Regions from separate parts of the Mus musculus genome. Here regions 1, 3 and 4 are each linked to region 2. A link is a loop called in an ENCODE intact Hi-C map of the cell type or tissue named here. Cell type or tissue: left cerebral cortex. All regions are shown on one strand. Region 1 overlaps Wdr66 (WD repeat domain 66). Region 2 overlaps Bcl7a (B cell CLL/lymphoma 7A). Region 3 has its middle 1.7 kb from the start of Wdr66. Region 4 overlaps Mlxip (MLX interacting protein).

Region 1 (2,500 bases), 84 kb before region 2:
CCTGTTTCATACCCCCCAATTTCATACATTAAATTTAAGAAAACATGGCAAGAGGCTACTCTTGCAGAAGACCAGAGTTCAGTTCTTCACATCCACGGGGTAGTTTACAATCATCTATAACTTCATTTCTAGTGGATCCAGCACCGTCTTCTGAAGGCACCAGGCATACATTGGCACACATTCCTATATGTAGGCAGAAACTCTCATGCGCATAACCATTGTTCAAAATCTAAAATAATTAAAAAAAATAGAACTCAGATAGTTTTGTTATTTTGCTTGCACAATAACAGTTACATATTCTGTATTGGAGTTTTTGGTGTTTGTTTGTTTGTTTGTTTGTTTCGCATGGCTTCTTGAGACAAGGTCTCATTACGTAGCTGGTTCTGATCCTAAGCTTGTCTTCCTGCCTCATGCTCCCGAGAATCCCTAAGAGTTCCCTTAGCTCGTGGTCTACCACCCCACCATTCATATTGTAAATGTGCAATTCTTGGGTCTGAATTAAGCACTGGTCATGAAAACCTGAGGGTTCTAGCGCAGTCCCTGGGACCCACGTAAAGGAGGAAGCTGAGAACTGACTTCCCGGAGTTATCCTTTGACCTGCCGCGCACACGCTGTGCACTCCTGCCCACACCCCAATAACTTTGTAAGGGTTTCATGTACACTGCTCAGAACATGTGGAGCCCTAGGTTAAAGAAAAAGACAAACCAGCCATCATTAGTGTGTTAGAAACATTCCTGGGAGCTGCCCTATGGCGGGAGCCACCGTACAATCTGCCTCTGCTGAGCCCATTCACTTCCCGCAATGCCGCAGGGGCGCTGGACAGTCATGGCATCTGCGCGTGCCTTTACAAAGAGGTGTACAGTCGTCATCTCGGAGGCATGAGAAGACGTTTTAGAGCATAGATGGATGCTACACTCGACCTTCAGTTAGCTTCAGGGTAGAGGCTTTGAAGACCAGGCCTAACTTCCCACTCTCCCATACTAGAGGGCTTCACAAACACTGGGCGAGCAATGCTGATTCTGCCCAGCAGAGGCCAGTAAAGACAGCCCTAGCCAATTACTCTGCCCACCTGCCTTGCTTATTAATCAGAAATCTCACTTAATCAGCTTGCCTGACATCCGAGAAAATTTACTCTTTCTCCCTCTGTCATTAGAATTCTTTTAAAAAGATTAAAAAAAAAAAAAAAAAGCTCTCCTAGGATGGATTGGAGGGCTAGAAATAAAAGCCACATTGTCAGCTGGCCCCGGCGCTGTCTTTGCCTGTGAATGACAGGGTGTGGCTTTATGATGATTCTAACAGCAGAGTCTTCCTAGAAAGCAGACCGTGTCCCACTGCCCAGCCTCGGTGATGTGGGAGAGCTGTTGGATCGCTCTCCATGGTCACCTGTCGTTATATGGCAGTGACTGTGAGTCAGTCACCCATCCATGGTAAGAACATGCCATTTACGTTAGGCAACGCTGACTGGGCTCCCGTGTACTGTAGACATGGAGCCCAGATAGGTATAAGTGGTATTTGCTATATATTTACAATAAAAGACCCCCCCCCAGGACTGGGTTTCTTTGTTTATCCCTGGCTGTCCTGGAACTCACTCTGTACTGTAGACCAGGCTGGCCTCAAACTCAGAGATCCGCCTGCCTCTGCCTTCCGAGTGCTAGGATTAAAGGCGTGTGCCACCACTGCTGGGTTTTGAGCAGATCTCTTAACTTCTCTTTAGCCTTGGAGATGTAAAATGGTGTTTCAGTAAAGGCCGCTTCATTGGGCAGCATTGCATGGAACGTCACAACACATGGGCTCCAGGGTCTGCCACAGTTAGACGACGTTCCGTGGATGGATCTCGCCATGAGCACTATGGAACAGCCTGGTGTTTTTCTCTATTTCAGCTACATTGTCACCGGTGACATTAAGGGCAACATTAAGTTCTACGACCACACCCTCTCCGTGGTCAACTGGTACAGCAACTTCAAACTGGGCGCCATAAGGACTCTGTCCTTTTCAAAAACCATACCAAGCCTGCCAACCGAGAAGTCCAACCTCCCCACAGACTGCACTCTAAGAGGCGACCTTTTCGTTGTCAGGTGAGCCCTTAGTGAATCTAGTCATCTGGACGGCTGAGAAATGACTGGTGCCCCCTTCAGTTTGCGTGCAGTGCAACCAACCAGCGTGTCTCTTGTTCCTAGGAGATAGAATTGAGGGAACGCACCTTCCTAGTTAGTCTTAGAAACAGCTCCGTGGCTGCATTTAGTATTAGATTTTTAAAAAAAAATTAATTGTTGAGGATTTTACTATCTAGAAGCCGGAGTAACTGGAAGCTGGGTGGCTTTTATGCCTGGGTTCTCATCTCTTACTGCGCCTGGAGGAGTCCTTGGCTGTGGGTTAGCCTCATTTCTCAGAGCTAAGCTTGTCCTAGCCGCTGAGGTTAAAGGCGTTGTGGTAATTAATAGCCATAACATTTCAAGACTGAATTATCTGTGAGTCTGCTTAATTACCCTCGCTGTCTTTA
Region 2 (2,500 bases):
TCTACCTTCCTTTTGCCAAAAAAAAAAAAAATTGTGAGACAGGGCAAGAGGGAGACGTCATAGAGCATAACAGCCCAAGCGATCATCAGATAAATGATTGCTTCACAGAAGGCTGCTGTTCAGCCAGATTGTAATATAGAGAATTTGTAAAGATGTGCAAACGTCTGTGCCCTCACCATTTAGAGAGATGGAAAAACCTATGTGCACATGAGGGAACAATCTAGAAAGGTGGAACCAAGGTCTTTAAAATACTGGTCTGTGTATCTTAGAGGTGTGAGGTATCAGTTGAGTTTAGCTATGCTTTTTTTTTTTTTTCCATCAATGGTTAGCCTTTGCTCAAGTCACTTAGAGTCATCCTTATTGTTAAGAGAAACACTGGGCTAGGGATGGAGTTCAGTTGATAGAGTATTCACCCAGGGCGGGTGTGCCCAAAGCCCCGGGGTTGATCCTCACCACCAAATAATCTGTGCGCCCGTGGATCCCAGCACTCAGGAGGCAGAGTTCATAGGACCCAAAGTTCTGGGTTATCCTTAGCCACCAATAGAGTCTGAGGCTGGCCTAGAATATTTGAGACCTGTCTCAAAAGAAAAATGCGGGAGCGGCAAGGTGACACAACCAGTAAAGGTGCCTGTCCCTAAGCCTGCCAACTTGAGTTCAGTCGCCAGAACTCACATGATAGGCGAGAACAGACGCCATCCAGTGGTCCTCTGGCCGCCGTATGCACACCGTGGCATGCAAACATGTATGTTAAAGAGACAAATGTGTTTTGTTTTTTTTTTTTTAAGTTAGAACTGGAAAGATTTCTCAACAGTTAAGTGCGTTGGCTGCTCTTACAGAGGACCCAAGTTTGGTTCCCAGCAAGCACTTGGTGACTCAAGGCCATCTGTAACTCCTAGATGTTCTCCCCTGGCCTCCGAAGGCAACAGGCACACATGTGGCACACAGACATACATGCAAGCACTTACACCTATCCACATAAAATAAAAATAAGTAACTCTTGGGAAGTTAGGAGAAGGCTAGTTCTCTCCAACAGCCTAGTGAAGTCTCTGTGGCCATAGCTTCCCTGGCGACAGCCATGATTGCTGTAGTACTTGGTGGCCAGCAGAGGGCGCCAGACACTGGCAGCATTGTGTGCTAAATATCTCTAGACAGAGAGTAGGTATGCCTGGAAGAAGGGTTGGAGACCCGGGAGCCCACTTGTAACCTGGCTCCTTATAACTGTTTGGCTAGTTGATGAATCAGAAACTTCCCAAGCTTTAGTCCAATCCAGCTCTGGAAGCCCCCAGCCACAAAAGTTTCCAGATCTGGGTATATTTAGTCCTTGGCCCATCTGCTGCAGCTTCTCATGTGTCTGAAAAACAGCTTCTGTTGTCTCGCTTCTTGCTCAGATGCATCCGAGGAGCAAAATTCACAGTCTTCGATGGAAAACTCGGTGAACAGCTCCGAGAAGGCAGAACGGCAGCCATCTGCAGAATCAGGGTTAGCGGCAGAAACGTCGGCAGTCTCTCAGGTACCTGCAGCTCGGGCTCTGTGGGGTGGGGCTGGGGTCCTCCACGGTGTGTTGAGAGTTGTGCTGCTTCCTGTTGGACTGTTAGAACACTGCTTGTCCACTGAGCAGCCGCTCCAAGTATAAGCCTGTGTATGCCACCTGGGATCCCGGTGACGGGAGGGACATGGGATTTCTCTGTGTAGCCTTGGCTGTCCCGGAACTCACTCTGTAGACCAGGCGGGCCTCGAACTCAGAAATCCACCTGCCTCTGCCTCTCAAGTGCTGGGATTAAAGGCATACGCCACCACTGCCCGGCTCGTGACCCCACATCCTTAAGGTTAAGGAACACATGACCTCAGAAACCTAAAGGCCCGATTATTGTTTGGCATTTTGCATGTGATATACGGCCCCTGCTCAGATCCCTTCTGTGTTACAGCCAAGTATCAACATCGTTCTTGGATTGTCCAGTGCAGATCCAAGGCCCAGGGGCAGGAGGCAGATATGATGGAATCTAGCCCGGGTTCCAATCCAGCTCTAGTCAGCTGGATATGCAGGTGCCTGCCGATAATCTCAACTACTCAGAGAGTTGAAGGAGTAGAATAGCAAGTTCAAAGCCAGCGTGGGACACTTAATAAGAGACCATCTTTATCTGCCTGGCTGGCCCTATATCCCTGTTGCCTGGAATAGGAGCAGGTCTTTAGCAGGCCCTGTGCTGACCTCATAAGGAGGGGCTGACTTGGGTGTAAAAGGCTTGGAGAGAAGGCTGGGATAGACAGTGATGGGGGGAGGGGCTGGAGCTGCTCACCTCCCAGCATTGCTAAGAGGTCGGGCTTGTGTTCTCAAGTCAGTGGGACAAAGGTTGGCAGCCTCGTTTCCATGAGCCGTTTACAGTTTTTAAGGTGATGTTGGGTGACACCTGTAGAGAGGCCACGTCATGACAGCTCAGACAGATGGACAGGTACAGCAGGTGGATCTTGCTAATGGGAGTCAGGGGCATGGTAGATGGAAAGA
Region 3 (2,500 bases), 120 kb before region 2:
GTACACTGTAGCTGTCTTCAGACACTCCAGAAGAGGGAGTCAGATCTTGTTACGGATGGTTGTGAGCCACCATGTGGTTGCTGGGATTTGAACTCTGAACCTTCGGAAGAGCAGTCGGGTGCTCTTACCCACTGAGCCATCTCACCAGCCCCAACGCTAATGGATTTAACCAAGCTGGGCTTGCGTGGTAACAGCAAGATGGTGCACTCTCCACATAACTTCAATCCCAGTTTACTAAACTTCTCTGCATGCTGTGTCCTGGTGAGAAGGTGGGCAGTTGTGTGTAACACCTGTGAGGCCAAAAAAATTGGGTTTTAGCACTGGGAGAATTTTATTAACTGCTTCATACCACTTCTTGCCTGGCTTCCTGGAGAGGCATGAGCACACATCTGTTCACCTTGCACTGATGGCAAACTGAAGGAACCCACCCAAATCAGCCCTGTGAGCCCGTGAGCCTCCTGGGGTTGCTTAGAGGCTCTCTCGGCACTATGGATATACAACTCGCAGGCAGCTAGCTCCACTGAAATCTCCTTTCACACAGTAAAGTCTTGTGTAGTCCAGGCTGACTGAACAGACCCTTCTGGCTTCATCTGCCTAGTTCTGGATTTGTAGGTGGGACATCATGCCTGGCCCAACGTCTAGTTTTTTGTTTTGTTTTGTTTTTAAGATTTATTTATTTATTTATTACATGCAAGTACACTGTAGCTGTCTTCAGACGCCCCAGAAGAGGGAGTCACATCTCATTACGGATGATTGTGAGCCACCATGTGGTTGCTGGGATTTGAACTCGGGACCTTCGGAAGAGCAATGAGTGATCTTAACCACTGAGCCATCTATCCAGCCCCCAACGTCTAGTTTTTATTTATGTATTTATTTATTCATTCAATCATCCGTTCATTCATTTATTTATTTTACTGCTTTTATGACCTCCGGAAGGGCTTCCTGACACTTGAGGGAACCCCACCACCCAACCCCCACCGAGTTTTTTGAGCAGGTCTCCGTTTCCCCTCCCCTACGAATGCCCAATCTGGAGAAAATAACTGCAAACACTACTTTCGTTACATCTTGTCCAACTTTAGGAAAGTCAGAATCGCCAGTGTAGGGGAGTAGCTCTTGTGGAAGTGTCCTTTAGGAAAAAGCTGTGGCGTGAGCTGCTAGCCCGGCAGGGGGCAGGCTGGTCCGCCTCGAGGCCGCTTTCTGGGCACGTGATTACCATCCTGCTTCCTTGCTTTCCTGCGACTAGCCGTTGCCATAGGGACGGAGCTTGGTTGGCAACCGTCACTAGGGAGTATGGACAGGAGCCCCTGGAGGTCTCTTGGGATTTCCCGAGGCTGGACGACCCAAGGCTTTTGAGAAAAGAAGTGGGAGCGTCCCTGTAAGTGCGAAGTGGAGGGTGCGGCTCGGGTTGGGGTCCGGGCCAGGCAGCGGCAAGGGTGTGGGACCTGGGAGGTCCCCAGGAAAAGAAACTGGTGGCTCCTGGACCTCGTGGTAGGATAGACTTGCGCACCTGTGGCATTGCCCCCGCCTGGGTGTGGAAAATGTCAAAGTGGCATTTTTTTCAAACAAAAGAACTAAATTCTAGCTCTGTCGTAAGTCGTGCCTCCCAGGGCCACAAACTTTTTCATTTCCTTTTCCTTTTCCTTTTCCTTTTCCTTTTCCTTTTCCTTTTCCTTTTCCTTTTCCTTTTCCTTTTCCTTTTCCTTTTCCTTTTCCTTTCCTTCCTTCCTTCCTTCCTTCTTTCTTTCTTTCTTTTTTTAGAAAGATTGTGCTGGCCTAAGAACTCGAGTGATCCTCCTGTCTCTACCTCCTGAATCGCAGTATTACAGACATGGGCCTAGCCCCCTGCTCCCAAACTCTTGCTTCATGTAGGTGCAAAATGAGAGAATGTATCAGAGGAATTAAATTTTTTTAAAAAATGATTTTATGTGTGAGACTGTTTTGTCTGCATGTATGTATGTGTACCACCTATGAAGTTCCCGCAGAATACAGAAGAGGGTGTCAGATCCCCTGAAACTCAAGTTACTTATGGTTCTGAGCGATCGTGTCATGGCTGGGAGTCAAACCTGGGTCTTCTGAAAGGGCAGCCAGAGTGCTCTTAATCACTGAGCCATCTCTCCAGCCCAGAATTAACTTTCTTTCTTTCTTTCTTTCTTTCTTTCTTTCTTTCTTTCTTTCTTTCTTTCTTTCTTTCTTTCTTTCTTTCTTTCTTTGCACATACCATGTTGAATGTGTTGATTTGGGAGTTAGTTTTCTCTTCTGGCCATGTGTTTCCCAGAGGAGGGGGCTCTGTCTACCTTAGACTTAGGGTCTCACCTGCCCCAGAGGTCTTTAAAACTCTCAGGTTCTTTGCAGAAAACTATTGCTTTTATCCCCATAGTACCTGATATCCCCCACCCTGCTTTTTTTTTTTTTTTTTTTTTGGCAAACACTTTGGGTGAACCTGTGTTGAGCATTTGACATGTATTGCCCCAGTCTGCAAATCATGTGAGAATGTAGGATT
Region 4 (2,500 bases), 68 kb after region 2:
GATCAGTGAGTGACCCAGAGCTGTAATCAGCAGCCTGTACTCTCTGTGTTGGCTTCCTTTTGGAGAGAATGAACAAGAGTCGGTGTCTAATTTACCCCAGCGAGCAGAATCCGTGATCCAGTCCTGCCCTCCTGTGTTCTTGATAGCCCAGTGCTTTCCTTCTGAGGCTTGCACTTTAATTTTCATTCCAAAGCAGTCTTTTGCCAGACCGCTGAAGAATTCATGGTTTGCTAACTCCATCCAACAAAATTGTAAGAGGGGCCTTTGTTGTCCTGTGAACTTCCTGTTTTGTGTCAGCAACCCTCCTTCTAGGAAGGGGGGGGGTAGGGGCAGAGTGTATGAAGACGTCTTCATGGAAACATTAAGCAATTGTTTTAATAACTGGGTTTAGAAGCACTGGACCAGCAGTCCTAAAATGAGTAAGAGCTAGACCATGGCTGTCTCATGGGGTGGAGGCTGGGCTAAGTACCTGGCAAATGTCCCTTGTGGTCATGGCCATGACACAGGAAGCACACGGTTCAGAAGTATGAGGTAGAAGAAACTTCCAGGTACAGGGCCAGTGGTCTCACAAGCTCTCTAGTATTTCTGGCTATAATTTAAAGAAGCCTTGTAGTTGGACTGTCTGAAAGATGTGTAGACCAGGGCGGAAAGCAGAAACCTGATCAGAGGCTTTTGGGTGCCCTGCTTTCTCATGGAGTGACTGCCTCTGCTGCTGCCTTATGGAGTCTTTTAAAGTAGCTTTTCCTAGTTTTGTGGGAAACTCGACTTGTGGTGTAAGAAGGGCTCCTATACACATAGCCCCTCTTCCCTCTGTGAGGTGCCAGAGAGCACATTAGGAAAGAAACAGACAGAAATTATAACACATCCACCACTGAGCTGCACTCCCCAGCCTTCATCACTTTGTAGCTTTTGCCATCGTATAACTATGAGCGATGGTGTAGGACTTGTCAGTCATCCATTCTGTGTACCAGACAGGGTTTTGGACTAGTTTCTTTATGTGTGTATAGCGCCACTTGCTGGCTGTAGAGATGTTGCAGAAATATGAGATGGTAGAGGCTTAGAAATGCATATTTTCCTGCTAAAATTTGACTTTGTTTGCCATAAGTATTGTGAATAAGAGAAACATCTCAGCAAGCGGTTGGGGAGAACCAAGGAATGCTTGCACTGTTTATATATAGGTCAATATCCTTTTCTGTACCTGCTACTCTCATCATGATACCTACCTGCAAGAGCTGTGTGTGTAGTCTGATGGGGAAGAGGTTGACAGCACACTGCCCCCTTTTTCATAGGTGCACAGCGGAGGTATGATTGGCCTAGGTTAGCCCACTGGTTAACTCTCACAGATCTTGAGAGGGCACTAACATCTGTTTCTTCCTGGAGCCATGGGTCCAACACAGCTCTTTGTAGTCACTCTTCTTTTGAAGTCATCTCTGAGATAGTACTCAGTCAGATTCTGGTACTAATGAGCACATGGCACAACCATGGACTCCTGGCTGTCACAAGAATGGAGTATCAGTTATAGAAAAAGTGTTTTTAGTTTAGACTTGCTCCTTAATTTCATTTGAATACTAGAACTGCACACTGGCCAGACCTGAAATTGCTAGAGGACCTTGCTCCCCATGGGAAGACCGACTGACTGTGTTGAAGACAGGCTCTGTCTGCAGCCTTCTCTGGACTAGCCCACTGGCTCTTACAGCTCTGATGAGCTCCACTTCTGTTACCTCGTCATAGTCACCAGCCAAGCAGGAGCAGTGCCTCCTCGCTTCTCCTTGGCCTCAGCTTAAGTTTTAGCCCCTGCATTGGTGTTCTCTCACACAACTCCTGGATGGCACGGGCCCGCGTCTCCCTTCTCTCCTCCCTCAGCTCTTAGGTCTTTCCTCACAGAGTAGGTGCTGAGCGCTCCTGGCTGAGTACAGAGAAAGAAAGCCATGGCCCTGCCACTGCGACCGCATGTCAGGTGCCTGCTCCAGCTCCCTCTTCCATGTGTGTGCATGTGTGGGCGGGTGTACATACACATGTGTGGGTGGGTGTACATACACATGTGTGGGTGGGTGTACATACACATAAACAGACAGACTTTCAACTAACCCTTAGTTAAATCACTGTGGAGGAGATGGCATTGTTTGATTATACCCAATAAACAGAAGCACCAGAACACCCCTTGCCAACGTAGTTGCACAGCTGGGGCGGAGGGAGTACAGGCTCCAGTCCCTTAGCTAGGGCCTTATGCTCACAGACGGATGATCAGTTACATGGGCAGGTTAGTCATGCCTCTGGAGTGGCAGCTGAAAGAGGAGGTGGAAAGACTCTTCAGGTTCCTGACCTTTGGCCAGAGACTGTTGCTATCGTTGTATTCTCAGATGCTAAGAGGGTGTGCTGGGACACTTTTTAGGGACGGGTCACTGTGCTCTTTCTTTTTAAAAAAATGCTTATTTTTATTTTGTGTGTATGAGTGGTTTGCCTGCATGTTTGTAAATGCATTGCATGTCTGGTGTCTGTG

Evidence for each region. A loop is a pair of places that touch in the nucleus more often than their neighbours do. Peaks named below come from ENCODE experiments on the same cell type or tissue, not always from the same donor. Only the 100,000 strongest peaks of a DNase experiment are listed, where the experiment ranks them.
Region 1: a loop joins it to region 2, with 2.4 times the contacts of the local background. A loop is called at or near these places in 13 of 42 quality-filtered maps.
Region 3: a loop joins it to region 2, with 10 times the contacts of the local background. A loop is called at or near these places in 6 of 42 quality-filtered maps.
Region 4: it touches region 2 in a loop (3-fold over the local background); 30 of 42 quality-filtered maps call a loop at or near these places.

Annotation. Positions count from the first base shown.
Region 1 is chr5:123,284,359-123,286,858 of GRCm38, forward strand. Wdr66 (WD repeat domain 66) reads left to right here. Exons shown (of 21, transcript NM_001370840.1): 10 at 1,881-2,075. Among named protein-coding and RNA genes, the nearest start is that of Wdr66, 32 kb to the left of the region's middle. In left cerebral cortex, a CTCF peak has its summit at 1,026 (motif pointing right); a DNase peak (open chromatin) is centred at 1,009.
Region 2 is chr5:123,367,945-123,370,444 of GRCm38, forward strand. It overlaps Bcl7a (B cell CLL/lymphoma 7A), which reads left to right. Exons shown (of 6, transcript NM_029850.3): 5 at 1,389-1,510. Among named protein-coding and RNA genes, the nearest start is that of Gm23458, 8.4 kb to the left of the region's middle. In left cerebral cortex, a CTCF peak has its summit at 1,099 (motif pointing right); DNase peaks (open chromatin) are centred at 1,158 and 1,338; H3K27ac peaks cover 828 bases.
Region 3 is chr5:123,250,843-123,253,342 of GRCm38, forward strand. It overlaps a transcript of Wdr66 not described here. Among named protein-coding and RNA genes, the nearest start is that of Wdr66, 1.7 kb to the right of the region's middle. In left cerebral cortex, a CTCF peak has its summit at 1,162 (motif pointing right); a DNase peak (open chromatin) is centred at 1,204; H3K4me3 peaks cover 523 bases; H3K27ac peaks cover 206 bases.
Region 4 is chr5:123,436,002-123,438,501 of GRCm38, forward strand. The region is part of intron 1 of Mlxip (MLX interacting protein); the gene reads left to right. Among named protein-coding and RNA genes, the nearest start is that of Mlxip, 42 kb to the left of the region's middle. In left cerebral cortex, CTCF peaks have their summits at 119 and 1,022 (motif pointing left); DNase peaks (open chromatin) are centred at 154 and 999.